2 separate regions of the Mus musculus genome follow, and region 1 is linked to region 2. Evidence: chromatin loops called from intact Hi-C (ENCODE). Cell type or tissue: left cerebral cortex. All regions are shown on one strand. Each heading gives the region's core, and the rest is flanking DNA. Links, peaks and the distances in the headings are about the cores only. Region 1 holds the start of Mmachc (methylmalonic aciduria cblC type, with homocystinuria). Region 2 holds the start of Akr1a1 (aldo-keto reductase family 1, member A1 (aldehyde reductase)).

Region 1 (13,937 bases), core at 5,938-13,937, 62 kb before region 2:
TCCAGAGGTCCTGAGTTCAATTCCCAGCAACCACATGGTGGCTCATAACCATCTGTAATGGAATACGATGCCCTCTTCTGGTGTGTCAGAAGACAGCTACAGTGTATTCATATAAATAAAATAAATCTCCTTAAAAAAAGAAAACCCTGCCTCAAAAAATTAAAAAGGAGCTAAAGAGATGGCCCAATGGTTAGGAGCACTTACTACTCTTTGATGGCCAGCATCTATATGGCAACTCACCATCGTGTATAAGTCCAATTCAAGAGGATCTGATGCCTTCTTCTGACCCCTCAGGACCTTACACGCAGATGGTGCATAGACATACGTGCAGGCAGAATTCCCATACACATAAAGTAATAAAAGAATGTTTAAAAATAAAAATAGTATAATTTGAATCATGGAACTCTTTATTTCCTCAAGAAGGTTATAGCAAAAAATACTTCTTGGCTAGGTGTAGCAGTGCCCACCTTTGATGCCAGGACTAGGGAGGCAGAGGCAGGAGAACCCTGAGAGTTCAAGGAGAGCCTGTTCCCAGAACAGCCAGGGCTACTTAAACAGATCCTTTCTCAAAATAAGAAATAGAGATTTTGGTTTTGTTGGCTTTTGTTTGTTTGTTTTGAAGACAACTCGATTTCAGAGAAACAGAACTGTAGACATACAGACTGGGCTACTGAGGGTGAGGAGGTAGGGAGAAGCTGGGGTAAGCCTCCCAGCAGTGTGACTGACTGGATCTAGTGCCCACCGGAACATCACACTCTCCTTTGTGATCACCTCAATACTCCCAACATCCTAACCTATTCTACTCACCAAACAAGAGATCATTTCTTCCCAAGTTCACTGGAGCTCAGTCAAAGGTGCACCTATGATTGTCAGATTTCAAAGGCAGGGGTCACAGGAACCAGGTAAGTAACAAGAAGGAAAGGTATGGCCCAGCCTATCCCATGTGGGGCAAGATTTACAGAGAACACATCAGGGAGAATGAAGCTACTTTATTTTGAATTAGCCAGGGAGAAGGACTGGCTGCACAGTGCGATGCCTCGGTAAAGAGGGCATGAACGGAGAGGATGAGGAGGCTGCCTGGGATAGAAGCTGCACCTCATTTTTCTCACAAGTTCTTACAGGTCACTCTGGAAGATCGTGGGGCCCTCAAGGAACAGGTCCTCTTGCCCTAGACTCCAGGCATGGAACTGAGAGCTGCTGGGTTCCAGGTTAGGAAGGGAGTTGTTCTGGAGTTCTAAGATGAAGGAAAATAAAATTAAATTTAAAAAGAAATTAGCATCCCAGCACTCGGGAGGCAGAGGCAGGCAGATTTCTGAGTTCGAGGCCAGCCTGGTTTACAAAGTGAGTTCCAGGACAGCCAGGGCTACACAGAGAAACCCTGTCTCAAAACAAAACAAAACAAAACAAAACAAAACAAAAAAGCAAAAAACAAAGCCAACTCCCCCCAACCCCCAAAAAAAGAAAGAAATTAGCAAGACTGCCATGCACAGAACTAGGCCCTGGACCACCCTGGAAAAGACACACAGGCCTGATCTGAATGTGCTGATTCTCTGGCGATTTCTGACTATCTGTCTGTACCTATGCCCCAACTACAATTAAGTGGTTAAATGAAAATGTGGTGGCCCATGACTGTAATCCTAACACCAGGAACTTGAGGCAGGAAGATTTTGAGTTCAAGGCCAGTCTGGGTTACATAGCAAGCCTGAGCTACACAACAAAACCTGACTTTTAAATAAATATTAAATAATAATTACTTTGGTTTCTCTTCAAATCACATAAATCTTTTGCCTTTTACTAAATGAATATCAAATAATAAAGTAGCTTTACTCTCCATGATATAACATAGGTAGATGGATTCACAAAGAAAAGACAATGTCAAACAATTAGACAGCTCATTCAGGAGGCATTCAGAGTCCGTCCTTACCCCTATCCAATTTCTTTAAAAGTTCCCAGCTACGGCCACAGTCTGGGAGACTGACTTCAGAGCTGGATGAAGAAAGAGACATGGTGAAAGCTCGTGCCAGAGGCAGCTTTGACTGCTGGGCAGGAACGGAGTTCCTAGAGAGAACAGTCAGAAGCAGAGGATGGACCTAGGATACTCTTCCAGCATAAAACCTTCTGTTCTGAGGCCAGGAGTCCACCCCACCCCCTCCACTATTGATCAGACATGTAAAGATATGTCACTGTGGTGGAGGGATGGCTCAGCAGTTAAGAGTACTGACTGCTCTTCCAAAGGTCCTAAGTTCAATTCCCAGCAACCACATGATAGCTTACAACCATCTGTAATGGGATCCAATGTCCTCTTCTGGTGTGTCTGAAGACAGCTACAATGTACTCATATAAATAAAATATATACAGATAATTATATATATATGTATATATGTATGTGTGTGTGTGTGTATATATATATATATATATATGTATATATATATATCTCACAACTCTGAATCAAATGAAGAATGCCTAATACTGGGGCCAGCAAGGTTGCTCAGCTGATAAACATGCTTGTCACCAAGCTTAACAACTTGAGGCTGATCCTCAAAACCCATACAGTAGAAGGAGAGAACCGAATCCTATCAGACCTCTGACCTCCACATGCACTTCATGCTACATATGCCCACAAGTAAGCAGACTAAATAAATAAATAGAATACAAAAAAAAAAAGGGCTGGTGAGATGGCTCAGTGGGTAAGAGCACCCGACTGCTCTTCCGAAGGTCCAGAGTTCAAATCTCAGCAACCACATGGTGGCTCACAACCATCCGTAACGAGATCTGACTCCCTCTTCTGGAGTATCTGAAGACAGCTACAATGTACTTACATATAATAAATCAATAAATCTTTAAAAAAAAATACAAAAAAAATTTCAGTAATACTAGTGGCCATAATAGCACACGCTTGTTGTTCATTTGTAGGAAACAAAAGAGAGCAGGCTGGTGAGTTTGAGGCCAATCTGGGCTACCCAGTGGAACCCACCCATCTCAATAAAAATAGATAAAAAAAAAAAAAAAAAAAAAAAAACTGAGTCTGGTAACATATACCCGTAACATCTGCACTTGGGAGGTAAATCAGGAGGACCAGGAGTTCAAAGACAGCCTAAGCTAGACTATCCAATGCTGTTCTTATGAATATAAACCCAGATACTCAGACTGACCACCCTAACCAATTTTGGCCAAATTTAGGGTAGCTGAACTTTGCTTGACCTCTACAACACAAACCCCCTGTAACAGCCCAGCACACACATCTGACCTGAGGAGGTAGGGCTCTTCCTTCTGGGCATCATGGGCCTCTGTACTGGAAACCTCCAAGGTATGAACCCTGTCCATCTGGTCACTCTGCAGGTGCTCCAACTTCTGCCAGACCGAGGTGCAGAGGGAGGGCTAAATCTCTCTCTTTCCAAGGGAAACTCCCTCCCACAACCCCCTCCTTGACACATGAGAACCTACATGTGGGCAAGGACAGTGAATCATGTCTACAGCAAAGAGACTGGGAAGAACTGCTTTGGAGAGATGTGGAGTCAGCAAGGGAAATAATGAAAGAGAGATGGAGGTGGGAGAAGACATCCAAGCCCTTTCTGTAGAGCAAGGATGGGGACTCAGGACGAACTATGTGGAGTCCGATCTAACCCTGTCCTACCTTCCAGCTGCGGGCCTGAACCTGGGGCCCTTTAGCTATTTGTTCCAGCAACAACTCCTGATGTTGGCCTGAAAATAAGACAGAATATAAGGGGACCATTCTCCAACTTCATTCCTTTTTCTTCACTGCTTTGTGACCAGACTGGTGGTAGAAACTTAAACACATTCTGGTCCAGCTGCTGGGAAGATACCAAGGTGATGGGAAAGACTAAATGACATGAGAGATAAAGAGCAAAATAAAATATTTTGCCAAAGGCTAAAGGTGTAGCTTAGTGGTAGAGCAGACACTTTGCAAGTAAAAAGCCCTGTGCATTTGATACCCAACATCACACAATATTTAAATTATAAAATATACAAATAATAGTAATAATAATAATAATAATAATATCAATAATAATTTGCCTAGCCAGGGGTGGTAACACATGCCTTTATCCCAGCAGTTAGGAAGCAAAGGCATATGGGTCTCTGTGAGTTCAAGATCAGCCTGATCCACACAATGAATCCCAGGACAGCCAGAACTATGTAGAGACACTGTCTCAAAAAAAAAAAAAAAAAAAAAAAAAAAAGGGCCGGGCGTGGTGGCACACACCTTTAATCCCAGCACTCGGGAGGCAGAGGCAGGCGGATTTCTGAGTTCGAGGCCAGCCTGGTCTACAAAGTGAGCTCCAGGACAGCCAGAGCTATAAAGAGAAACGCTGTCTCAAAAAACCAAAAAAAAAACCCAAAAAAAAAAGGGAGGTGGGGGTGGAGTACTGGAGAGATGGCTCAGTGGTTAAGAACACTGGCTGTTCTTCCAAAGGATCCTGGTTCAATTCCCAGCATCCACATGGCAGCTCACAACTCTCTGTAACTCCAGTTCCAAGGGATCTGACACCCTCACACAGACACACATGCAAGTAGAACACCAATGCACATGAAATAAAAATAAATTAAAAAAAAATAACAAAACTAATATGCCAGACTTTTCAATAGTTCAAACAGTCAGAAGTAATGTCACTTACTGGAAGAAAAAGAAGATATTCCAAAACAAGGACAAAAAACCACTTTCAATCTTTCACTCACTCAGCTGGTCTCGAAGCAACTTCAGTTCCTCCCGAAGAATTTCTGACTCTTCCCACAAAACCTGGTGCCTACATGAGTGACAGCAGTGTCATTCTAGAACCAAACAACAAACCCAGAATGGCTGGAGATAACAACTTAATGATAAGGGCATCTACTTAGCATGTACTAGGCCCAGGGTTCAATAGCCAACATCACAGAGAAACAAAGTGAGTAGGCCAAACATTTGTTTTTGTTTTTGTTTTTCGAGACAGGGTTTCTCTATATAGCCCTGGCTGTCCTGGAACTCACTTTGTAGACCAGGCTGGCCTCGAACTCAGAAATCTGCCTGCCTCTGCCTCCCGTGTGCTGGGATTAAAGGCGTGTGCCACCACGCCCGGCTACACCAAACATCTTATGCTAGGAGCTCAGAAGCCTCAAAAGAGGAAGTTTTGGGCTAGGAAGATGGCTCAATGGTTATGAGAACAATTGCTCTTAAAGAGAACTTTGATTTCTTTGAGCCTCCACATGATGGTATAAAACATTCATACACCTAAAACACTTTTTTGTGTGTCCTTTTTGTTTTCTGAAAAAAGATCTTTTTAACCCTGGATGGCCTATAGCTCAATATGTAGAGCAGGCTAGTCTCAAACTCATAGAGACCGGCCATCTCTGCCTTCTGAGCACGAGAACTAAAACTGTGTGACACCAAGAAGCACATTTTTTAAAAAATAGTATAGAATAGAGTTTATTCAGGGCACAGAAGGGGAGTTGGAAAGGGGGAGAGGGAGAGAGAGAGAGAACAGAGAAAGAGGAGAGGAGAGGCCTGCCAGAAACATGTGGAGAGAAAGGGGTAAGGGGAAGAAGAAGAGGAGGAGAAGGAGTAGAGGAAGAGTGAAGCACATTTTTAAAAAATTTTTATTTATTATATATACAACATGTATGCCTGCAGGCCAGAAGAGGTCATCAGATGTGGGCCAACCCGTGGTTGCTGGGAATTGAACTCAGAACCTCTTGAAGAGCAGTCAGTGCTCTTAACCTCTAAGCCATTTCTCCAGCCCCCAAGAAGCACATCTTAAACAAACAACCAAAAGGGTGAAGCCTTGCCCATCACTTACTCACTCTGCAGCTCTTGGTGAAAGCCACTGGCAGGACCCAACTTTCCTGGTCTTGCTTTCATTTGGTTTTGGACTAGCTCTTGAACCTGACTCCGAAGGCCCTGCAGTTCCTTTTTCAGCCCTTCCAGGCATTGCTCCAGAAGGGCTCTCCCTTTGGGGCCCTCCTGCAGCAGTTTTAGTGATGCTGTAGAGGGGAAAGTAAGGTCAGTGGCTCTAAGAGACTCACATGAGAGCAAATGACACATAGGTAAAGCTGTGTAGGGCTGGAGGGAGAGAAGCTCACCCATTCACTAAAAGGCTAAGCCCCACAACCGAAAGCTGTATGTACATCAGCGGTAGAGCACAGATCATTAGCATGTGCAAAACTCGAAAGCTGTATGTACATCAGTGGTAGAGCACAGATCATTAGCATGTGCAAAACTCTTGGTTTCCATTTTAAAACTCTGTGTGCCATACATAGAAAAGAATTGGCCCAATACCTTCTAGAGCACTGATCTTGAACATATGTTGCTCCCGATCCTTCAACAGGCTCTGTACAGAATGCTTCAGCGCCTCAGTCACCTACCCAAGCAGAGAAAACCCAGACATTCCTTTCTAAGTCATTGTCCCAACTCCTAATATTCTCGTCTCACATTATCACCACGTACATACCCCTAATACCTCACCTGAGCCTGAGCCTGAAGCTGGGATCGGAGTTTAGTAACTTCATCCCAGAGAGAGGAGCTGTGGGCTTCAGTACAGCTCAGTCTCTCTCCAAGAGTGGGAGTCTTTAGAGCCCAAGGCTGTTGAGCTTGGGCCTCTGGCTGAGGAGGTAAGCGATGAGAAGTCCAGGTGTCAGCCAGGTCCCCTATTGTGGGAATAGGGAAGGGACAAGAGCAGGGTCTGTCTGTGTAGGAAATCAGAGGACAGGAAGTAGCTGGGATTTGTACAGAACTGTGAGCTGTACAGGCAGGCACTGAAAGAAAGGAGGCTCTGAGAAGACAAAGGGCTGGGAGAAAAGACAATACTTACCTGTAGAGGAAACTCGAAAGGGATACAAACTCTGCTACAAAAAAAAAAAAAAAAAAAAAAAAAAAAAAAACCAGCAAACAGTTCAACAAGCCAGTGAGCTCTCAGTGCCCTTTACTAAGCCCTAGCCTAGCCTCCCAATGGGAGGGGTTAGATGGGGATCCCAGAGGTCCCCCTCTTACCTTAATCCGGGCCATATTTTCATCAGTTGAACTGAGAACCGCATGAAGCTGATCAGACCAGCTAGGGCTCCTGTTCATCCTGGAGCACTTGAAATTGCGTCTCTAACTTTCCCTGTTCTTGCTCTTCCACACTCAGATACCCGCGGGCCAGCCCAGGACAAGCCACAGAGTTAGATGGAAATAAGGAAAGTGGGAATATATTAGGGCTACAGAAACAGTGCGATAGCAATACTGTGAATCTAGAACTACGGAACAGAGTACTTTGAAAAGTGGGGGGTCGGGGAGGGGGGAAGAAAACAGAATAATATCGAGAGGGTAGAATGAACCGAATTTTGGTTGAGACCTCCACAAATCAAGGACGCTATCACCACTGAGACAAGTGACAAGTGCCGCTCAAGAGTTCAAACTCTGGTAGGCGGAGAATGAGATTTTAAGTACCGGTGCCGCAGCGCCACCCGGGAAACTGAGTCCGCTTCTTGCGGAGACCACAGGCAATAGAGGGCGGAAATACGTTTCCCTGGAAATACGTGCCCTGTGCGTTCACACTCACACCTCCCGTGAAGCTCGTCGGGACACGGAGTCTTCCAGACTCGGTTATGTTTGGGCTACAAGGACAAAAGTAACTACGTGTACCAAGATGCACCGTGCAGAGTCAGTTGAGTCCGTTACTATTCCTTTACTTCTTGGGAAATGTAGTCCAGCCCTGATGGACGCATACAAGCCTAAGTTAGCTATGAGACTCCATTTCCCAGCAAGCTCAGCGTTCAGCGTGCGTTATGGAGCCGCGAGTCGCAGAGCTGAAGCAGAAGATTGAGGACACCTTGTGTCCTTTTGGCTTCGAAGTTTATCCCTTCCAGGTTGGTTTGTCTTCCCTGTGGTCCTAGGGTGAGCTCTAGGATTGGCCTTGGTGCCAAAAGTGTGAAGGCCGGTGAGCCCTTCTGATCCTCTCAACCTACTGCAGCCATCTGATGACCAGGTCGTGTTGTAAAATGGGGCTTGATTAAAAAACGTAGAGAAACACATGTTTGCCCTTTTATGTCTTTATGATGTCAAACAAATGAATGGGATACAGCCCAAGATCCCCTAACCTGTCATCATTATAATTTACCAGAAAACGGTCTCCCGGTGTGGGCGGGATCATCAGATTCTTCCAAAGGAATTAGAAGAGGTCAAAACTTGGAAGGTTGGTGTGACAGTGTACTCGATCAGATGAAGAGAGAAGAGTATTCCTAATGTTGAACAAGAGACAATTGGCTAGTTTGTTCGGCCAGCCAACAGAAGGCTAATTCATGGTGTTGCTTGCCATCAATACGGGACTGAGCATAGAAATTCCTCACGCTCGCCTGGTACAGAAGTCTCTGTAACCACAGTCCCTCTCCACCCCACCCAGCCCCGCCCTATTCCACACTTTCCTCCCACAGTGCTGAGTGAACAAAATTATGTTTAAGACACAAACTAAAATCCGCCTGTGTCCTTTGGCCTATCTTAAGATTCCTAGGCCATTGAGCTTTCCAGGGGAAGACTTGTAAGAAGATACTATTGAGAAGTTAAGTCTAGTTTGAAAGCCATGCTTGAGGTCTTGGGTTCAATTCCTAGTAATGAGGCAAAAACAAAATTGAAAGCTGAGGCTATAAAACTAAGTGAGATGTATATCTATCTATCCATCTATCAGAAATTTATCTGATAGGTGGATGGCTAGCTAGCTAGAGTGCTGGCTTAGCATTTGCAAATCTCAGTCACCAGCACAAAAACAGAGAAATGTATATGAAAAGATGGATTGAAAGGAGAGGAGAATTATGTACATTCTAGAGTCAGATTGGGACTGGAAAGAGAGCTCAGCAGTTAAGAGCACTGACTGCTCTTCCAGAGATTCTGAGTTCAAATCCCAGCATCCACATGGTGGCTCACAACCATCTGTAATGGGATCTGATGCCCTCTTCTGGTGTGTCTGAAGACAGCTACAGTGTACTCACATACATAAAATAAGTAACTAAATCTTTTTTTAAAAGTCAGAATTTGGAGGCAGTGATGGAAGGTAGTGATGGAAGGCAGATATGGGAAAGAATAGAAGTGCCTATGTGAATGTGAGGCATGGTGGCTGAAGCCTTTGACCCCAGCACTCAGGAGGCCGAGTCTTCCAGACCAGCCTGATATACATAGCAAGCTCCAGGTCAGCCAGAGCTATAGTGAGACCCCATCTTATTTTAAACTTGTGTGTGTCTAGTCTGGATAATAGGAACTATTATACTGAGCAGAGTTAGCCCCGCCTGTCTCCTAAGGTCTTGCTACTCACCTTTCCAGTCCTATATCCAACAGCCACCATGAATATCACCTGAATCTTCCAAACACAGGTTGTTGTTTTTAGCCCACCAACCTATCCTATATCCCAGAACACTTCTCACATATGAATTATTATAATCTCCTTGCTGCCATCTTGGCTCCAATCCATTCTCTACAGCGCAACCAGATCTTAGTAATGCAATTATTGGTCACTTTATTCTTTTAAGGGTTAAATGACTCCTCATCTTCACCAAGTTGGTGCCATAGTTTTTAAGTTGATATGTAAGGCCAGGCCCAACCTCTCTCCTACTAATCTCTCAAGCCTTCCCCTAGTGCATTTCCTTCTTTTTTTCTTTCCTTTTTTTTTTTTTTTGGTGGGGGAGAGGGGCGGGGGGATGGGGTTCTTTTTTTGTTTTGTTTTTTCGAGACAGGGTTTCTCTGTGTAGCCCTGGCTGTCCTGGAACTCACTCTGTAGACCAGGCTGGCCTTGAACTCAGAAATCCACCTGCCTCTGCCTCCCAAGTGCTGGGATTAAAGGCGTGCGCCACCACGCCCAGCTTCTTTCTTTCTTTTTCTTTTTTCTTTTTTTAATTCTCCCCACCCCCCCCCCAAAAAAAAAAAAAAAAAAAAAAAAAAGACAGGGCTTCTCTGTGTATCCCTGGCTGTCCTGGAACTTGCTCTGTAAACCAGACTGTTCTCAAACTCAGAGATCCAACTGCCTGAGCTTTCTGTGTTCCAGGTGGCGTGGTACAATGAACTCCTGCCTCCAGCCTTCCACTTGCCCTTCCCAGGACCTACCCTGGCCTTCCTGGTACTCAGCACACCTGCTATGTTTGACAGAGCCCTCAAACCCTTCTTAAAGAGCTGCCACTTCCAAACACTGAGAGACCCGGTGGATCAATGTGTGTCCTACCACCTGAGGAGTGTTACAGAGGTAATGTGGAACTTTCCTTCAACTCCCAAATCCACATCTGCTTCCCTGTTGACCTAGCTTAGGGCACAATCTAGCCTTAGGGCTAGGAGCCCTGACATTCTGCAACTTCTTTTTTTTTTTTTTTTTTTTTAAAGATTTATTTATTTATTATATGTAAGTACACTGTAGCTGTCTTCAGACACTCCAGAAGAGGGGGTCAGATCTTGTTACAGATGGTTGTGAGCCACCATGTGGTTGCTGGGATTTGAACTCCGGACCTTCGGAAGAGCAGTCGGGTGCTCTTACCCACTGAGCCATCTCACCAGCCCCCTATTCTGCAACTTCTTACACCCAGGTTTTACCCTTTCCTTTAGCAGACTCCCCATCTGAAATCAGTTTCGTAGGGTGACTACACTGATAGACAACTAGAGGAACCTCTAGTCTTAATCTTTTTACAAATCTTTTTTTTCCTTTGTTTTTATTTATTTATTATATGTAGGTACACTGCGGCTGTCCTCAGACACTCCAGAAGAGGGAGTCAGATCTCATTATGGATGGTTGTGAGCCACCATGTGGTTGCTGGGATTTGAACTCCTGACCTTCGGAAGAACAGTCGGGTGCTCTTACCCACTGAGCCATCTCACCAGCCCCTCTAGTCTTAATCTTAAAGATGTTGGAATATTAGTAATCCAACATCTTTAGTCATTGGTCATTGACTTTAGTCATTGGGTTCTATGCTGTCTGTGGAGCCTTTGAAGGCAGAAGACTATTTCCCAGCCTGTACTCATTTATATACACATAAATCTTTACATATACATTCTAGGTCTTTCCACTCTAGAATTGCCACAGACAACTCAATAACTCCTATAATGGAGGCTTCTGAGCAAGGCTTTTATATTTCCTTTCAAGCACAGGCCCTTCTGAGGGGGCAGAGAAACTCTAAAATCCTTCACTTTGTAGCTCCTTAGGTTAAAGTTGTTTTTCCTTCAAACAGACATTTAATGGTGAATTCCAGCAGTAGAGAGATAGAGGCAGGAGAATCAGGAATTCATGATCATCTTTAGATATATAAAGCATGTTCAAGGTCATTCTGACCCGGTCACACACACACACAAACAAACAAACAAACAAAAAAATCCCCTTGGGCTTATAAAAACAGAAGGCATATTAATACATAACTTAGGACTTAGAACAAAATCATGACTCCCATCATGCTAACAAGCGCCCTGTATTCTGTTCCAGAAGTTTCCAGAAGTGCATATGGAAGTCATTGCTGACTATGAGGTACACCCCAATCGGCGACCTAAGATTCTCGCCCAGACAGCAGCCCATGTGGCAGGTGCTGCTTATTACTACCAACGACAAGATGTGGATGCAGACCCATGGGGGACCCAGGTTAGAGAGTGAATGTGAATGAGTGGGTGGGGACCAAGGGAAAGGATAGTAAAGGCTCCTAAAGGATCCCCTACAATATAAGGTCTGTATAAGTGCTGAGATTAAAGGTGTGCCCCACCACTGCCCGGCTAGATTTTTTTTTTAAAGATTTATTTATTTATTGTATGTAAGTACACTGTAGCTATCTTCAGACACACCAGAAGAGGGCATCAGTTCTCGTTACAGATGGTTGTGAGCCACCATGTGGTTGCTGGGATTTGAACTCAGGACCTTCAGAAGAGCAGTCAGTGCTCTTCACCACTGAGCCATCTCTCCAGCCCTAGATTTCTTAATTTAATAGAAGGGACAGAGCCTTCTGCATGGAATGAGTGTGCACTGAGTGGGAAAGAATTAGAAAAAGATTAGGAACATTTGTTGCTTTTGTATGAACCATGTTCAATCCCAAGCACTCACGTGGCTGCTCAGAACCATCTGCAACTCGTTTTTAGATTGACACCCTCTGCTGGCCGCTGTGGGTACTGCTTGCATGCAAGCAAAACACTCATACCCATACTTGGGGGATAAAAAGTTTCCAATAGTCGTTGAACCTAGTGTCAAAATGACCTCTGTAACCCTGCTTTTTCTTTGTCCTCTCCCCAGCACATAGCAGGTGTGTGCATACACCCCCGATTTGGGGGCTGGTTTGCCATCCGAGGGGTTATGTTGCTGCCAGGGATTGAAGTGCCAAATTTGCCACCCAGAAAGCCCCCTGACTGTGTGCCTACAAGAGCTGGCCGCATCACTCTGCTTGAAGGTTTCAATTTCCATTGGCGGGACTGGACTTACCGTGATGCTGTGACTCCTGAAGAACGGTACTCCGAAGAACAGAAGATCTACTTTTCCACCCCACCTGCCCAACGCTTGGCCCTATTAGGCTTAGCCCAACCCTCAGAACACCCTAGCACTACATCTGAGCTTCCTCTTTCCTTGCTTACTAAACCTCAGAATTCCAGGAGAGCTCGAAGCTGGCTGAGTCCAAGTGTCTCACCACCTGTATCCCCAGGCCCTTGATAACTTTTCCCCTTCAGGATCCCACTCATAGTAGATTTATTTTAAGTAGGATTTGGGTTTTGAAAAAAACACTTTCTCCTTTTTTAGTTTTTTTGAGACAAGGTTCCTCTATGTAGCTCAGACCAGGTTGGCCTCAAGCTAAGAGAGATCCATCTGCCTCTGTCTTCTCCAGAGTGCTGATTTTTTGCACTGTGGAAAAACCATTTTATTTTAGGTAGGATTTCCTGATAATAGTGCTTCAGACAGTCAAGACTCAATTTACATTGGTCAAGATAAATCATATGCCAAGGCAGACTCAAAAATCAGCAGTTGACTTCAAATATTAGACTCATGCCCATTACTATTTTTTTGTTTTTGTTTTTTGTTTTTTCAAGACAGGGTTTCTCTGTGTAGCCCTGGCTGTCCTGGAACTCACTCTGTTGACCAGGCTGGCCTCAAACTCAGAAATCCACCTGCCTCTGCCTCCCGAGTGCTGGGATTAAAGGCGTGCACTACCAAGCCCGGCTTTGTGTAGTACTCTTAAGATACTATTTAAGAACCATGGTTCTCACTGTTCGTTCCTAAAGCTGCTATCATTTAATGCAGTTCCTCATGTTGTAGTGACCGCAACCATAAAATTATTTTTGTTGCTACCTAATAATTTTGCTAGTTATGAATCAATTGTCTTAGGGAATCCAGTGAAAGGGTTGTTCAACAACCCCTGGGGGCTGAGAATCACAGATTTAGCAGCTCCTAGGGGTACCCACCACATTGAGCTATGCTGAATTAATATTTAAGTAAACTACATTGAAACTGCCCCGACCTACAGTGTGCTATTACTAAAGGCTCAGGCAATCTTATACTTATGCTCAAATAGATGTACTTTGAATTCTGGAATGTTGGAAGGACATGATGTCATAGGATTATTTTGTCAACCCTAACCAAGAATCCAGAAGAAACTTCCTGACTTTACAGGATCAGAAAGGAATATTCTCTCATCACAGCTAAAATACAAGTAGTTGAATACAATCATATCCAAAGCCACCAACTTTGTTTGCCTGTTTGTTGATTCCAGAGATAGTTTCCCAATTCTGATATTTCAAATTTCACTCCCAGGGTCCAGGGAGGTTAGTTGGTAAATTGTAATGTGCTGTTTTTACTTGTTGAAAACTAAAACAGGAGACAGACCAGTCTCAGACTCAATCATGTTTCCTTGAACAGGAATCCACCCCCGCCCTCCAAACCCTGCAACAGGGAGGGAGAAGCAAACTACTGAGGGTATTAAGGGATCTGCAACCCTATAGGTGGAACAACATTATGAACTAACCAGTACCCCGGAGC
Region 2 (15,010 bases), core at 3,916-11,915:
GAGGATCTCTTCAGAAAGTATAAGAATCTATGCCTAGAGAGGTGCCTGCGCGGTGCACTGTGGGCCGGTTGTGGGCGCGGCCAGCCACCCAAGACTGTCCACGTAGCTTGTGCGCATGCACAGTTTCGGGACCCCGGCCCTTCCAGACGTTCGTGGTGGAGTGAGAGGTTCCCAGGGGAGGAATGTGCAAAGTCCCAGCTTTGGCTTCTACTCCCTCTTCTACTTCGCAGGACAGTGGGGGTCTCCTCCGTCCTGCGCGTAGTTCTGGGAGCCGGGCCCTCGCTCCTCCCTGGGGTGGGGCTGCCGCTTCTCCGCCGGACTTAAGTCGGGCCCTGTTGCCTCAGTACTGGAGTGCAGAGCTGAATTCGGGCCACTTTGTCTTTTCCACAGCCTGTGCTCACTGCCAAGGTGAGTTCTTCCTGCTGCTGACTCGTCTTTTTCTCCTGAGTTAAAGGCGAGGGTCCTTCAGTACCACAGGTCAGGGCCAGGATTGAGCGAATGGCGCCAGCACGTCGAGGGATGCGATTTAGTTTCGCGTTTGAGCACTTCCTCCTATTCTGTTCTCAGATAACGTGTTTCTGGACCTCGGTTTCCTCAGAGTTGGAATGAGCAAGGAAATCATTAGTGCTGTAGGGAGGACTGGGATAAACCTTTGAATGTGTCTGGTGCATATCTCGTGCTTTTGCCATCTCTTTGTTTGGTCATCTGCTCGAAATTTCTAGGCGCTCTGCCTTTCCTAATGGCGGTACAGGGATATTCCTAGGAAGTGGCGGAAGTGGGGAGAGATTAGCTTGCTCAAGCCTCTGCCTTAGGTTTGAGAAAATTTGAACATCTCCTGTCGCTACGGAGCCTTTTAAAGTGAAAATACTTGAATCTTCACATTACCGAGCCTACCATTAATGGACTCTACTGTTTAGACTTTTCGTAGGACCGCAGGACCTGCTCAGCTTCTGATCAGGCCTGTTAACTTTTCCCAGGTTGCACTTCAGCAGCGATACAGGTTTAATTCCAGTATGAATCTTTCCTGCCCGGCAGAATTGGTTATTATTTATAGGTAGTTTTGGAGACAGAGTCTCTTTGAAGAATTTTTGCTAAAAATTAATGTTTTGTCTGCTATGTAAGTATGTGTACCTTGTGGGTGCCTGGTGCCCATGGAGGTCATAAGAAAGGGACATATTCCCTGGAACTAGAGTCAAACTCCGCCCCGGACAAGCCCTTTACCAACTGAACTACACCTCCAACCCAGATTTTTTTTTTTTTAGTACTTGCTCAAAGTTAGTAAAATACTAACAGGTGTAGGTCAGAGGTAGAATTGGCGTGTGTAAGGCCTTGGGATTGTCCCCCAGCCCCTTGACACACATAGATACATGACTTTTCTTTGGTTTTCCAAGATGGATTGAAGATACCGAAGTCAGTGACTTCCTCAGGTGCTTCTCCAGCAAGCTAAGCTGTCCAGCTAGCATGGCATGGTATCTCCTGCCTATAAAGCCAATTTGGAAGGGAGACGCAGGGGGATCATGAGTTCAATTCCATTCTTGGCTACAGACAGTTCAAGACCATCCTGGGCTACATGAGACCATATCTGGGGAAAAAACCCAAACCAAATCCAAAAGAAAAGCCCCAGTATTCAAGGTCTCCCCTCAATTAACTTCTGTGTGCGCATGGTAAAGGGTTCAGATAAATGACCCTGGCTTGTGGGGGAAACCCTTTTGTTGTTGTTGTTTTTGTTTTGTTGTTTTTGTTTTGTTTTTTCGAGACAGGGTTTCTCTGTGTAGCCCTGGCTGTCCTGAAACTCACTTTGTAGACCAGGCTGGCCTCGAACTCAGAAATCTGCCTGCCTCTGCCTCCCAAGTGCTGGGATTAAAGGCATGCACCACCACCGCCCGGCTGGGGGAAACCTCCTTATGAACAAAGAGATGCAGTGAGATATACAGTGTATATCAGTACACACACACACACACACACACACAGTCATGTGAGAAAGTGATTAGAAGTTTCAGGGAGGAACCAGAATTTCCATGTACTAGCTCAATGGTAAGTAACAATTAGCTAGGCAAGTGTGAAGTTTGGGGAAAGAAAATGTGCCGATACCTGGAATCAGGTGGAGCTTGCTTCTCAATCTGAAATGATGAGACAGCGAAATGAGAAATGTGGGACCTAGGTTTTAAAGAGTCTGGACTTTAACCTGGAGAGAATTACTGAACAGTTTAAGCCAAGGAATCACATGATTGGATTTGGTGGATGTATTTTGATTAAGTCCAAATTAAAAATATTTCCTGGTTTAGTCAAGGGATGGTAGAGGTTGCAGCTAGGGCAGGAACAGTGGAGGTTTATGTATATTACTGGAAAAGATTTACATCACAGCATTTGGAAGTAAAGGCATGTATGTATTTTGGGGGTTTTTGTTTTTTGAGACAGGGTTTCTATAGTACTGGCTGTCCAGGAACTTGCTCTGTAGATCAGACTGGCCTTGAATTCACAGAGATCTGCCTGTCTCTGCCTTCCAAGTGCTGAGATTAAAGGCAGGCACCAGGGCCCAGCTTATATAATTTTTTATATTTACTTTCTGTGTTTTTGAGAAGGGCTTTCGTATGTAATGCGGTCTTACCGTGAACGTGTAGGTTGCACTTGGCCTCAGATGTGCACCCTTCCACTTAACTCAGGAAGTGGATATTTTTGGAGATTTGAAGGCTTGGGCTTTTTTGGTTTTTTTATTATTGTTTATTTGTCTGTTTTGCCCTCCTTTTCAGGCTTTGAGCTGAGATCCACCTGATTTGCCTCCCAAGTGCTGGGATTAAAGGAACAAGCAACCATGATGGGCTAGCAACAGAATTTTTAATGCAGAAAATAGATCTGGGCCAATATAACATATTTAGGATGATTTTTAAAAAGAATTATTGAACCGGGAGTGGTGGCACACACCTTTAATCCCAGGACTCAGGAGGCAAAAGCAGGTGGATTTCTGAGTTCGAGGCCAGTCTGGTCTACAAAATGAGTTCCAGGACAGCCAGAGCTATACAGAGAAACCCTGTCTCAAAAAACCCAACCACCCCCCCCCCCAAAAAAAATTTATTGATTTAGTTTATCTGTGTGAGAACACTGTAGCACACATACCAGAAGAAGACATCAGATCCCATTACAAATGGTTGTGAGCTACCATGTGGTTGTTGGGAATTGAACTCAGGACCTCTGGAAGAGCAGTCAGTGCTCTCAACCACTGAGCCATTTCTCTAGCCCCCAATTTAGGATGATTTTTAAGCAGGGTTCTTAGAAGTGCAAGAGAAGATAAAAACCTCCTAAGATGAGTTTTATTTATTTATTTGTTGATTTTGGAGACAGGGTTTCTCTGTGTAGCCCTGGCTGTCCTGGAACTCATTCTGTAGACCAGGCTGACTTCAAACTCAGAAATCCACCTGCCTCTGCCTCCTGAATGCTAGGATTAAAGGCATGTGCCACCGCTGCCCGGCGGGTTTTATTTTTAAGAATTTTTTTGTTATTACTGTATGAATGGGTGTAGAGGTCAGAGCATAACTTCAGGCTTTTTTCCTTTTTTCAGGAGGTGTGGGTTCAAGACAGGATTTCTCTGTGTAGGCCTGGCTGTCCTAGAACTCCCCATGTAGATATGGCTTGCCTCAAACTCAAGAGATCCATCTGCCTCTGCCTCCCAAGTGCTTGAATTAAAGTTGTGTACCACCACTGCCTGGCTCTGTCTGGTTTGTTTCAATATTTGCCATCCAAGGCCTTGGCTCTCTGGTGAATTGAGTATACAGAAAGCAGAGAATGAAGAGCAGACTCTTGAAATGGTGGAGCTGAGATTCAAATGAAGTTTGTGTAATTCTAGAGCCTAGATGATGCTGCACTCTGCTGATGGATCTGATGAGATAGTTTTAGTCTCTCAAGATACCTGTGGATCATGCTAGCAAAAAGGCCCAGAAGACTTAAACATGTGAAACTGTGTAGGAAAAGTCAGAGTTTATTTTAGATGGTTACTGAAAACACAAACTTGACCAAAGGAAAGAAAAGAGGACTGAGAAGAAAGTCCAGAGGTTGGTGGGAGGCAGAGGGGAGGGAGGTCCTCCAAGTCAGTACACCCTTCTGTAAGTATCATGTTCTTTGTGTCTTGTTCGCAACTTTGCTAGCTATACAGGAAAGCTGTTGCTTAAAGCAGACTTGCAGAGGATTACTTTCTGTCCTGTTGGAAGTCTGTCTTCTGCTGTGGCCCTTCCATCCCCTTCCCAGAAGTTCTCTACAGATCTTTGTTCTTCCTGCCTTTTGTCCCACTCCTCTGGTTTTCAATTTCACCTGCAAAAGGAATGAAGAAGCAAGATTAAGGTTCCCCGTGTTCCCTGTAAGCTAGGCCTTTGTGCAGTCTCCACCCTTGTAACTTCAGAACCTTCTCAAGTGCTGGGAGAAGTAAACAGGTTATTGTTTGAGATCAAGCCCAGGAACCTAGCCATAGAACTGCTTGCTTGATCCCTAGGAAGTGCACGGTTACAAAGACCATGGTCTCAGAGGTTTCTTTGAGCAGAAAAAATTGCTTGTATGCTAAGCAATAGAATTCTTTCTGGCAGAAATACTTGGAAAAGACAGTTTTGGTGTGTTTGTTTATTCATGACTTACATTATTACCTGCCCTCCCATAATCTTTTAAAACTTGGAAACAAAGTTCATATTTATGAAGATGTTATTGGCAGTTAGATCAGCACCAGGAGAATATTTATGGTACTGATAAGATCGAGAGAAAGGTTATTTCTACTTGATTGGCTCTTGGAGCAAATATTCTCTTTTCTCTTTTTGATAACTGTTCAGTCTCCTCCCCACTTGTTAGGTATGGAACCTACCTAGGGTCCCAAACATTCTGGTCAGCATCCTATCACTGAGCTATTGTGAGTTCCAAAGATGGGAGGTGAAAGACCACTGAGTCAAATCACCATGACCAAATTAATGAAAGCAAACTTTTATTCCTGTGCACAGGCTGCCTCCCTCTAAGGTTCAGAAGGTCAGCATTGGATGTGGGGAAGATTGGGGCTTCCAAATGGGGGATTTAGCAGGGAAACCGGCAAAGTTAAGGCAGTAGAACAGAGCAAGGTGGTCATCGTAAGGTAGTCATAACAGCCTCCTGAAACAAAGGCACACTTGCACTGTGGTCATAACAGTCTTACACTTTGCTGCCTATATTTTCTCATCTGAGAAATGGTAAGTGCTACACTTCGCTTGAAGGAGCCCACTCAAGCCTCTGAACTGAGCCAGTCAGACGTGTGAGAGGGCTTCAGAGAGACTCTGTTAAAGCTTCAGTTGCTGATGTAGACATGTTCCTACTGAAGACCTTAACTTCATCTTCAGAGAAGTCATCCTTTTCTGGGCCTGTGGTTAGGAAATCTTTGTGTCATAATGATCCTTGTCCTTTTTTTATTTTTTTATTTTTTTTTGGCATTTCAAGACAGGGTTTCTCAGTGTATCTTGGCTGTCCTGGAACTCACTTTGTAGACCAGGCTGGCCTCGAACTCAGAAATTCCCCTACCTCTGCCTCCCAAGTGCTGGGATTACAGGTGTGCGCCACCACTGCCCGGCCTCTGACTCTTGTCTTTTTATTTTATTTTTTTATTTTTAATTGTTTTCAAGGCAGGACTTCTCTTTGTGGTCTTGGCTGCCCTAGAACTCAGAGATCCACCTGCCTTTGCTTTCTGAGTGCTGGGAAAGGTTTTGAATTTCTTGAGACAAGCTGGCTTAGTACTTTTGATCCTCTTACCTTAGCTTCCCGAGTGCTGGCATTGCAGGCTATCTCTATGCTAGGTTTGTGGTATGCGTGTGTTGCTGGGGATGACGTCTTAGGCCTTGTACATGCTAGACAAGTGCTGAACCACCGCTACTCCCACCCTCAGAAACTGGAGCTTTTGAACACTGACCTTCATTTTAGCCTTGTGTGAAGGCCAGTCTGGTTAGCGTTAGCGTTTGTTCAGGAGCTACTGGGTTTGCTTGAGTTCATGTACCTTGTCTACAGAGACAGACACAGGCACTGATATGAGGTGTTTGTTCCCATGTCTGCCACTGCTCCTGTCTCCACCCTTTCCTGAAGTATGCTTTACAAAGGTGGACAGCTAAGGCTCCGAGCAGTGCTAACCTCCTCACCATTTGTTTCCTGTCTGTGTCTTAGGGGACAATGACGGCCTCCAGTGTCCTCCTGCACACTGGACAGAAGATGCCTCTGATTGGTCTGGGGACATGGAAGAGTGAGCCTGGTCAGGTGAGGGATTGGGAAAAGGAGGGGAGACTTGTTGAATCTCTGCCAGGGAGAAGGGGGGATTTGCAAGACGGGCCCTGAGTTTTTCCAACAATAAGCTGCATTATTGTTCCTGGTGAGGATGAAGATAGTGAAGAGATGAGGGAGGAAGGGACAATATGAGCCCTTAGTTTTTCCAGCTAACTAAGGAGGGACTCAGGGTTACTAAGGAGCAGAGTCTTATGGTGGTGTTGGAGCCTCTTTGTTTCCAGGCCTAAGCTGAGTCTCAGTATATTACTTACCTCAGCATACTGTGGTCACATCTCCTGCACAGCGGGCTTATTGAGACCTTGGCCTTTCCCAAGTGCACATTTTGGAGTTAGGAGCATAGTTCAGAACTTGAGAAGTTACTGGGATAACTGTATAGACAAGAATTATGAATAAGGTTTTAATTGAACATTTTTTTTAAGATTTGTTTATTTATTATTATAAGTACTTAAGTACACTGTAGCTGTCAGATGGACCAGATGAGGGCATCAGCTCTCATAACGGTTGGTTGTGGGCTACCATGTGGTTGCTTGGATTTGATCTCAGGACCTTTGGAAGAGCAGTCAGTGTTCTTACCTGCTGAGCCATCTCACCAGCCCCTTAATTGAACTTTTAAATTAAATTGTTTGGCAGTTTCATCCATGGGAGGAGTACATTCTGACCACCAGTATCCCCTCTCTTCTTTTTTTTTTTTCCCAGACAAGATCTTTCTATGTAGCCTGAGCTGACCTGGAACTCAGCTCAGGCAATAGTTGAGCTTCCAAAGTTCTGGGATTACTATGCCTGACATCTTTTTCTTTTTTCTGAAGATTTAATTTGATTTTTATTTGTGTGTTTGTGTGAGTGGGGGGTGTGGTGTGTGTGTGTGTGTATACATACATAAGTGAGAGTGCGAGCTTGTGGAGGCCAGGGAAAGGCATCAGGTTCCCTGCAGCTGCACTTACGTGTAGTTGGGTGCCATCTGTTGTCAGTTCTGGGAACTGAACTCTTGTCAACAAGCACTGTTAATCCCGGAGCCGTCTCTATAGCCCCAGTACCAGGCGAGGGTTTTAGATTTTTTTAAAATGGGATTCAGAATGGGGGTGACTTTATTCTTGTTCTTTGAGATTTTTCATCCTATATTACTCAGGAGCTTAAAGCGCAGCTTTCTTTAGCCTTGCAAGGACTGGGGTTACAGGCATGTTCACGATGTCCAGCTGATTGTACTCTTATATAGCCATTTAATATGTAATCAGTCATTAAGAATACCAAAGCTCAGCCAGCTGGTGGTGGTGCACACCTTTAATCCCAGCACTCGGGAGGCAGAGGCAGGCGGATTTCTAAGTTCGAGGCCAGCCTGGTCTACAGAGTGAGTTCCAGGACAGCCAGGGCTATACAGAGAAACCCTGTCTCGAAAAACCAAAAAAACCGCTGAGATGGTGAGATGGCTCAGTGGGTAAGAGCACCCGACTGCTCTTCCGAAGGTCCGGAGTTCAAATCCCAGAAACCACATGGTGGCTCACAACCATCTGTAACAAGATCTGACTCCCTCTTCTGGAGTGTCTGAAGACAGCTACAGTGTACTTACATATAATAAATAAATAAATAAATCTAAAAAAAAAAATTAAAAACAAAAAACAAAAAACCCCCCAAAAAAAGAATACCAAAGCTCTTTAGCTCATGCCTGTTCTCTCAGTACTTGGGAGTGCTGGGTGCTATGGACCCTGGGCTGCCTACTGAGTTCTAAGACAACTTGAGCTACCAAATGTGAACCTGTCTCAAAAAGCTCCCCAAAATGAAAATAAAGTAAAAGTCTTACCAGAGTATGGTGTTACAGGCTGCTAAATCTTTATCCTTCCCTTTTCCTTAGAAATCTGAGTTAGAGTTAATATAGGTTTAGGGATCACGCTTAGGAAGTCAGGCTTCTGAGTTAAGCTACTATCTCTACTGTAGTTAGATACTGCCTTGTTTTTTGCATTCCTTACCAGTTTCTGAGGACCCTGGAGTACAGTCAGGGTCTCTGTGTTCTAGGCAGGCACTCTACACAGCCTAGGGAGAAGGAACTGGGTTAAGGAAGGGAGTTCTCTATGAGGGTTATGGAGGAGGCAGGAGCCTAGGGAGGGGATAAAAAAAAAGTATCTGTTTAGTAAGAGCTGAACTCAGAAGTTAGTTGGTTGTTTGGTTGGTTGAGAAAAGGTCTCACATCACCCAGTTAGGCCTTGAGTTTCCCGTGTAGCTGAGAATGGCCTTGAATTTATGATCTTTCCACCTCTGCTGGAGTTGTGAGATTATAGAAATATATCATCATGCCCAGGTCATTTAGGGAATTTAACATAGGACTTGAGGACTTTGTGCTTGCTAGGCAAGCATCCTACCAACTAAGGTATCTTCTTAACACTTTATGGTTGTATTTGAGACAGGGCCTTGTTGAATGGCCTTAGCTGGCCTGGTACTTGTTGCACTGTGTAGCTCAAGCTACAGTTGAATTTTTGGTAATCCTCGTGCCTTGGCTTCCTGAGTGCTTAGATTAACCTGGTTCTTGCAGATTAATTGACCTATTCTTTTACTTGGTCTCTGCTTTCTTCTCTCCATTAAGGGGCTCTAGTTCCAGTTTCTGTTCTGATCTTTTTTAGAAGACTTATTTTGGGGGTGGGGGAGCGATATTGGGGAGCTGTAGAGATGCCTTAACAGTTAAGAGAACTTGATCTGTGTAGTACCTGCTTTGACTCTCGGCATCCACATAGTGATTCATAGCCATCCATAACTCCAATTCTAGGAAATCTGGAGCCCTCTTCTGACTTCTGCAGATAACCAGGTGTGCATGTGTATACATACATGCACTCATAAACGTAAAACAATAAATGAATTTTTAAAATATTTTTTAAGAAGCCTTTTTTAATTCCTACCCTCCATCTCTTTTTTACTAGCCTGGGATCTCAGAGCTTACTCCATTATGTGTGGCTCTCTGATGTGCCTCTCTGCACAGCCTTGGCCCTTAGCCTAGGAATTTCCTTCCTTCCTAACCCCCTTATTCCCTCCCTCCCTCCCTTCCTTCCTTTTTGTTCTCTCATTTCTTTTAAAAAAGATTTATATATTTAATGTATGAATGCTCTATCTGCATGTACACCTGCAGGCCAGAAGAGGGCATCAGATCCCAGTATAGATGGTTATGAGCCACCATGTGGTTGCTGGGAATGGAACTCAGGACCTCTGCAAGAGCAGCCAGTGCTCTTAACTGCTAAGCCATTTCTCCAGACTAGAGCCTGGATTTCTGCGCCTCCTGCCTTTATCTCCTGAGTGCTGATGTATAGGCTTAAGCCAGCACAGTCTGTTTGTTCTAGAGAAATTTAGGGCTTCATACATGCTAGGCAAGCATTCTACCAAGTGAGCAATACCCTAGTCTGGAATCATTATTCATCTTCTCACCTTGATCTTCATGAGTGGCCTTCATATAATCTTTCTCCCTTACCAGTTCAGACCAGTGTAGAACTGAAATCTTTTTTCTCTCTTCTTTTCAATGCAGGTGAAAGCAGCCATTAAACATGCCCTTAGCGCAGGCTACCGCCACATTGATTGTGCTTCTGTATATGGCAATGAAACTGAGATTGGGGAGGCCCTGAAGGAGAGTGTGGGGTCAGGCAAGGTAAGAATGGAGGCTGATTATTATTTAAAAACATACTTTACCTTTCTGTCCAGTAACAAATACATATTTTGAAATTAAGAAAAAAAAAAAAGAATTGGGGATAGAAAAAATGGGATATGAGAATTTAGGGCTGAAGCTGGGACTTGGTCTTAGATAAGAGAAACTGTCATCAGTTCCTAGCATGCTCAATCTTTTGACATTGTTATCTGCAAAGAGTTACTTAAGAGTAACATGGTGGCACTAAAAAGAAAACCTCTCTGGGTGGTGATGGTGCACACCTTTAATACTAGCACCCAGGAGTCAGAGCTAAGCAGATCTCTGAGTTTGAGGCTAACCTGATCTACAGAACAAGTTCCTAGACAGCTAGAGCTGCATAGAGGAACTCTGTCTGGACAAAAGGGCTGGAGAATATGGCTCTTGTCTTGCAGAGGCCCTGGGTTCCGTTCTCAGCATACACATGGCAGGTTGTAGTTGCCTACTGCTCCAGTTCTAAGGGATCTTGACACCCTCATACAGGCCTACATTCAGACAAAACACGAATTCACATGAAGTAAAAAAGGAAAAGTGAAGAAAAGAAAAAGAAAACCACTTACTTTAAGTAAGTTATGGTTTTGCCTTGGGTCACATTCCGAGGCACACTTTTTCTCTCAGAGGTGTTGTAGGTAAGTTTGGGTGCTCAGGACTCTTCTCACAGTGGCCTCTGCCTCTCTCACAGGCAGTCCCTCGAGAGGAGCTGTTTGTGACATCCAAGCTGTGGAATACTAAGCACCACCCTGAGGATGTAGAACCTGCCCTCCGGAAGACACTGGCTGATCTGCAACTGGAGTATTTGGACCTCTATTTGATGCACTGGCCTTATGCCTTTGAGTAAGCCATGTTTCTACAACGTGTTCTGGAAGTTGAGGGGTGGGTGTGGTAGCATTGGTAATTGATGATATTCACAGCTGCAGAGCAGGGTAAGAACACCAATCAGTGGCAGGAGCAAGCAGAGGCAGTTCCTTACCATGGGATTTTTGCCTTTCCTGCAGCCCGGTGTTTAGGTCTATGAAGAGAGTAGCACCCAGCACGTACCCTAGTGTTCCACACATGATGCTCTTCTTTTGAAGTAGCACCCCTAAGATTTTGGCCATGAATTTCTCAGCAGAGGAGGGTGTGAGTAGTCTTATGTAAGCACTGTGCCCTTGTCAGATGGGCAGAACCCCTACCAACCCCCCAGAGAAAGTGACATTAAGGAAGCTATGCTAGAGGGGAGGAGATAGGGTCTGGCCTATGAATGAGGCATGATGGCACATGTCTTTAATCCTAGCACCTGAGAAATAGAGGCAGGTGAATTTCTGAGCTCAAAGCTAGCAGAACTAGTTTCAGGATATCCTGGGCTACTTAGGAAAACCCTGTTTTGAAAAACAAAAAAACCAACAAAACAAAACAAAACAAAACCCAAACATAGAAAGCATGTGCTATGAATATGAAGGGATGGGCATTCCATGTAGATGAAGTGCCTAAATTCTTTTTTTTTTTTTTAATTTATTTATTTATGGAAGTACAATGTAGCTTTCTTTAGACACCCCAGAAGAGGGCATCAGATTTCATTACAGATGGTTGTGAGCCACCATGTGGTTGCTGGGATTTGAACTCAGGACCTCTGGAAGAGCAGTCAGTGCTCTTAACCGCTGAGCCATCTCTCCAGCCCCCTGCCTGAGTTCTAACTAGAAGGATAAGAAAGCATTGCAGTTCCTAATTCTTGTCACTTTATCCCTTGGTCTTATGGTGTGGTCCACAGAATAGCTGGATAGGCAGGCAGGACAGTAGCCTGACTTTTGCTGACACTTGGGGATGGGGTCTGTTTACTCAGGCGGGGAGACAATCCCTTTCCCAAGAATGCCGATGGAACTGTCAGATATGACTCAACTCACTATAAAGAGACCTGGAAGGCTCTGGAGGTACTGGTGGCAAAGGGGCTGGTGAAAGCCCTGGGCTTGTCCAACTTCAACAGTCGGCAGATTGATGATGTCCTCAGTGTGGCCTCTGTGCGCCCAGCTGTCTTGCAGGTGAGCACTACAAACAGACCAAAGGAAAATGTGTGTGCAGAGCATGAATAATCAAGTGGGGAATCTCCTTAATGGAGGTGGCAAGTTGTCAGAGGTGTTGTTGAAGAAATTCTCTGTATAAAAGTGGATTTGAATGTAAATGGGGAAAATACCTAATTTAAAAAAAAAAAAAGGAAAATAGAGTTTTAAAATTTCATTTTCCAGTACAAGGAAAATGAAATTTTAAAAATAAAACTTGTTTCTTAAGGGGACAATTTTGTGTATTTAGTAACACTGTAAAGAAAAGAGAATTACTAATGACAAAAACAACCCCCCCCCCCCCAAAAACAAACCCTAGGTAACAGCTAATGCTGAGGATAGGATGATAAATGACATCGAGGGACGAGAGTGGCAAGACTTGTGTGTGTATTCAAATATGTACATATTGTTCTATGTGGATGTTTCCTTTAGTTTTTAAATTAAAATTTACATTAAGTTTTAAAAAAAAAAAAGTGGATTTGAAGTCCTGGAAGAGAATGAACTCACCAGTGAAAACAAGCGAGCTTTAAGGCAGCAGAGGTTAACAGTGGAGGGCTATTCCGCTCAGTGTAGAAGGGGTCAGGTAATCTGGGTGTGGCCACCCTGTGCTGAAGGCTCTTCCTTGTTTTAGGTGGAATGCCATCCATACCTGGCTCAGAATGAGCTCATTGCCCACTGTCACGCACGGGGCTTGGAGGTGACTGCTTATAGCCCCTTGGGTTCCTCTGACCGTGCTTGGCGCCATCCTGATGAGCCAGTCCTGCTTGAAGAACCAGTAGTCTTGGCACTAGCTGAAAAACATGGCCGATCTCCAGCTCAGATCTTGCTTAGGTATGGGACTTTTTTTGTTTCCTTCCTTTTTTGGCTTTTCTAGACAGTGTTTCTCTGTGCAGTCCTGGCTGTCCTGGAACTCACTCTGTAGACCAGGCTGGCCTTGAACTCAGAAATCCGCCTGCCTCTGCCTCCTGAGTGCTGGGATTAAAGGCATGTGCCACCATTGCCTGTCTGGTATGGGACATTTTTGAGAAGTTCTATTTGGGAGGCAGGGACTGAGGGAATTTTTTATTTGAAAAGGCCTGGGGGCCGGAGAGATGGCTCAATGGTAAGAGTGCCGACTGCTCTTCTGAAGGTCGTGAGTTCAAATCTCAGCAATCACATGATGACTCACAACCATCCGTAATGAGATCTGATGCCCTCTTCTGGGGTGTCTGAAGACAGCTACAGTGTATGTAAATATAATAAATAAATAAATCTTTAAAAAAAAAAAAGGGCCAGGCGTGGTGGCACATGCCTTTAATCCCAGCACTTGGGAGGCAGAGGCAGGCGGATTTCACAGTCAGGGTTATGCAGAGAAGCCCTGTCTCAAAAAACAAACAAACAAACAAACAAACATACATACATACATACATACATACATACATAGGAAGGAAGGAAGGAAGGAAAAAAAGGAAGAAAGGAAGAAGGAAAGAAAAAGAAAAAGGCCTGGAACCTTAACTAGATTAGGCTGGCCAGGAACTCACAGATCCACTGCCCTCTACACACACACTACATTTTTGTTAATTTCTGTATTCACTTTACTTTTTTTTAATTCTCCAGAATAAGGCTAAGGATTTTGCTCTGTGGTCTAGAGTGAGGCTACCATGGGTCATCTTGCCTAGTCCTCTGAGGCGCAGGTGGTCTAGGAACTAGGTCAAGATGCTGTTTCTCAATCCTAACACCTTTTCCTTGTAATCCCTTACGTAGATGGCAGGTTCAGCGGAAAGTGATCTGCATCCCCAAAAGCATCAATCCTTCCCGCATCCTTCAGAACATTCAGGTACTGGGACATTAGGTTCTGTCTTCTTTAGTCTGTTGAGATATGTTCTGGCCTTGATTCTACCTGCTAAGAAGCCAGTATTGGGAGACTTCAGCTACTACTCACAGGCTGATTTTCTCTCCACCAGGTATTTGATTTCACCTTTAGCCCAGAGGAGATGAAACAATTAGATGCTCTGAACAAAAATTGGCGGTATATTGTGCCCATGATTACGGTAAGGATGTGTAACCATTTAGAGTCAGGGAACAGGGAATAGGTGATGTGCTCAGGCCTACTAGAGCCCCTTCAGTAGGAGGTCTGGAGTGTGGTGGCCCAGGTCTGGCTGCAGGCTTGCTGGTTGGAGAAGGGACAGAATGTTGTTGGAACTGCTACCCAAGGTGCGGTGCTTGGCTTTGCTTCCTCACTCCCTGTCTTCCTCCTTTCCGTTTTTTTTTTTTTTTTTTTTTTTTTTTTTTAAATGATGGGGTCTTACTATATTGCCTGGTAAGGCCTGAAACTCAGAGAGATCTGCCTGCTTGTGCCTCCTGAGTGCTGGGATTATCAGTGTGCCATCATGCCTGGCTCCCTTTTTATTTATTTATTTATTTATTTTGAGACTGGGTTTCTCTGTGTAGCCCTGGCTGCCCTGGAACTCACTCTGTAGACCAGGTTGGCCTTGAACTCAGAAATCCGCCTGCCTCTGCCTCCCAAGTGCTGGGATCAAAGGCATGAGCCACCACTGCCCAGCTTTTTGTTTTGTTTTGTGTTTTAATATGGGGGCTTAACACTGTAGTTGGTATTTTTGTGGAACTCACTATGTAGCCCATGCTGACTTTGAACGGCCATTCCTCATGCCTGATTTCTCTTTCTTTGCCTTGTGAGTTTATCCTTCCTTCCTTTTAGGTAGGTTTTAAACTCCATTCTCATTCTCTTGCCTCAGCCTACCAAGTTCTGGGCAGCACCAAGCTCTGTTCCAATGATCTTGTTCTCTTGTCATTGGAGAAAATTAGCATGGCTCAGGGGTAATTAATATAACCTGAGTCTTAGTGTGCTTATTATCTTGACTTTCTCTAGTTAAATAATAGCACTCAAAAAGCATTCTTGAACTTGTTGAGGCCTGCTATATGTAAGGAAGTAACCAGATCTGGGCACATTATTCTAGCTAGCCTGTGAAGTCTTAGGGTAAGGTTAACCATGTGAATTTGATTCTGGAATCGCTGTACTAGAGATAGGTGAAATTCTTCAGAAGAATTGGAGGTA

The links. Hi-C counts contacts between places; a loop is a spot of excess contacts. Peaks named below come from ENCODE experiments on the same cell type or tissue, not always from the same donor. Only the 100,000 strongest peaks of a DNase experiment are listed, where the experiment ranks them.
Region 1: it touches region 2 in a loop (2.5-fold over the local background); 5 of 42 quality-filtered maps call a loop at or near these places.

What each region holds. Positions count from the first base shown.
Region 1 is chr4:116,702,137-116,716,073 of GRCm38, reverse strand. It overlaps Mmachc (methylmalonic aciduria cblC type, with homocystinuria), which reads left to right and starts at 7,689. Exons shown (of 4, transcript NM_025962.3): 1 at 7,689-7,836; 2 at 9,999-10,193; 3 at 11,415-11,567; 4 at 12,207-13,640. The coding sequence starts at 7,756. The coding sequence ends at 12,617. It overlaps Ccdc163 (coiled-coil domain containing 163), which reads right to left and starts at 7,479. Exons shown (of 10, transcript NM_026714.3): 1 at 6,980-7,479; 2 at 6,801-6,834; 3 at 6,455-6,636; 4 at 6,269-6,350; 5 at 5,790-5,973; 6 at 4,696-4,763; 7 at 3,635-3,702; 8 at 3,248-3,351; 9 at 1,925-1,986; 10 at 390-1,234. The coding sequence starts at 7,057. The coding sequence ends at 1,116. In left cerebral cortex, for the core only: CTCF peaks have their summits at 7,428, 8,947 (motif pointing left) and 12,077 (motif pointing left); DNase peaks (open chromatin) are centred at 7,110, 7,587, 8,200 and 12,067; H3K4me3 peaks cover 1,634 bases; H3K27ac peaks cover 1,434 bases.
Region 2 is chr4:116,636,737-116,651,746 of GRCm38, reverse strand. Akr1a1 (aldo-keto reductase family 1, member A1 (aldehyde reductase)) reads left to right here and starts at 73. Exons shown (of 9, transcript NM_021473.3): 1 at 73-408; 2 at 6,154-6,243; 3 at 9,770-9,889; 4 at 10,605-10,756; 5 at 11,742-11,937; 6 at 12,587-12,786; 7 at 13,699-13,771; 8 at 13,899-13,985. The coding sequence starts at 6,160. In left cerebral cortex, for the core only: CTCF peaks have their summits at 7,244 (motif pointing left) and 9,395 (motif pointing right); a DNase peak (open chromatin) is centred at 7,238; H3K27ac peaks cover 246 bases.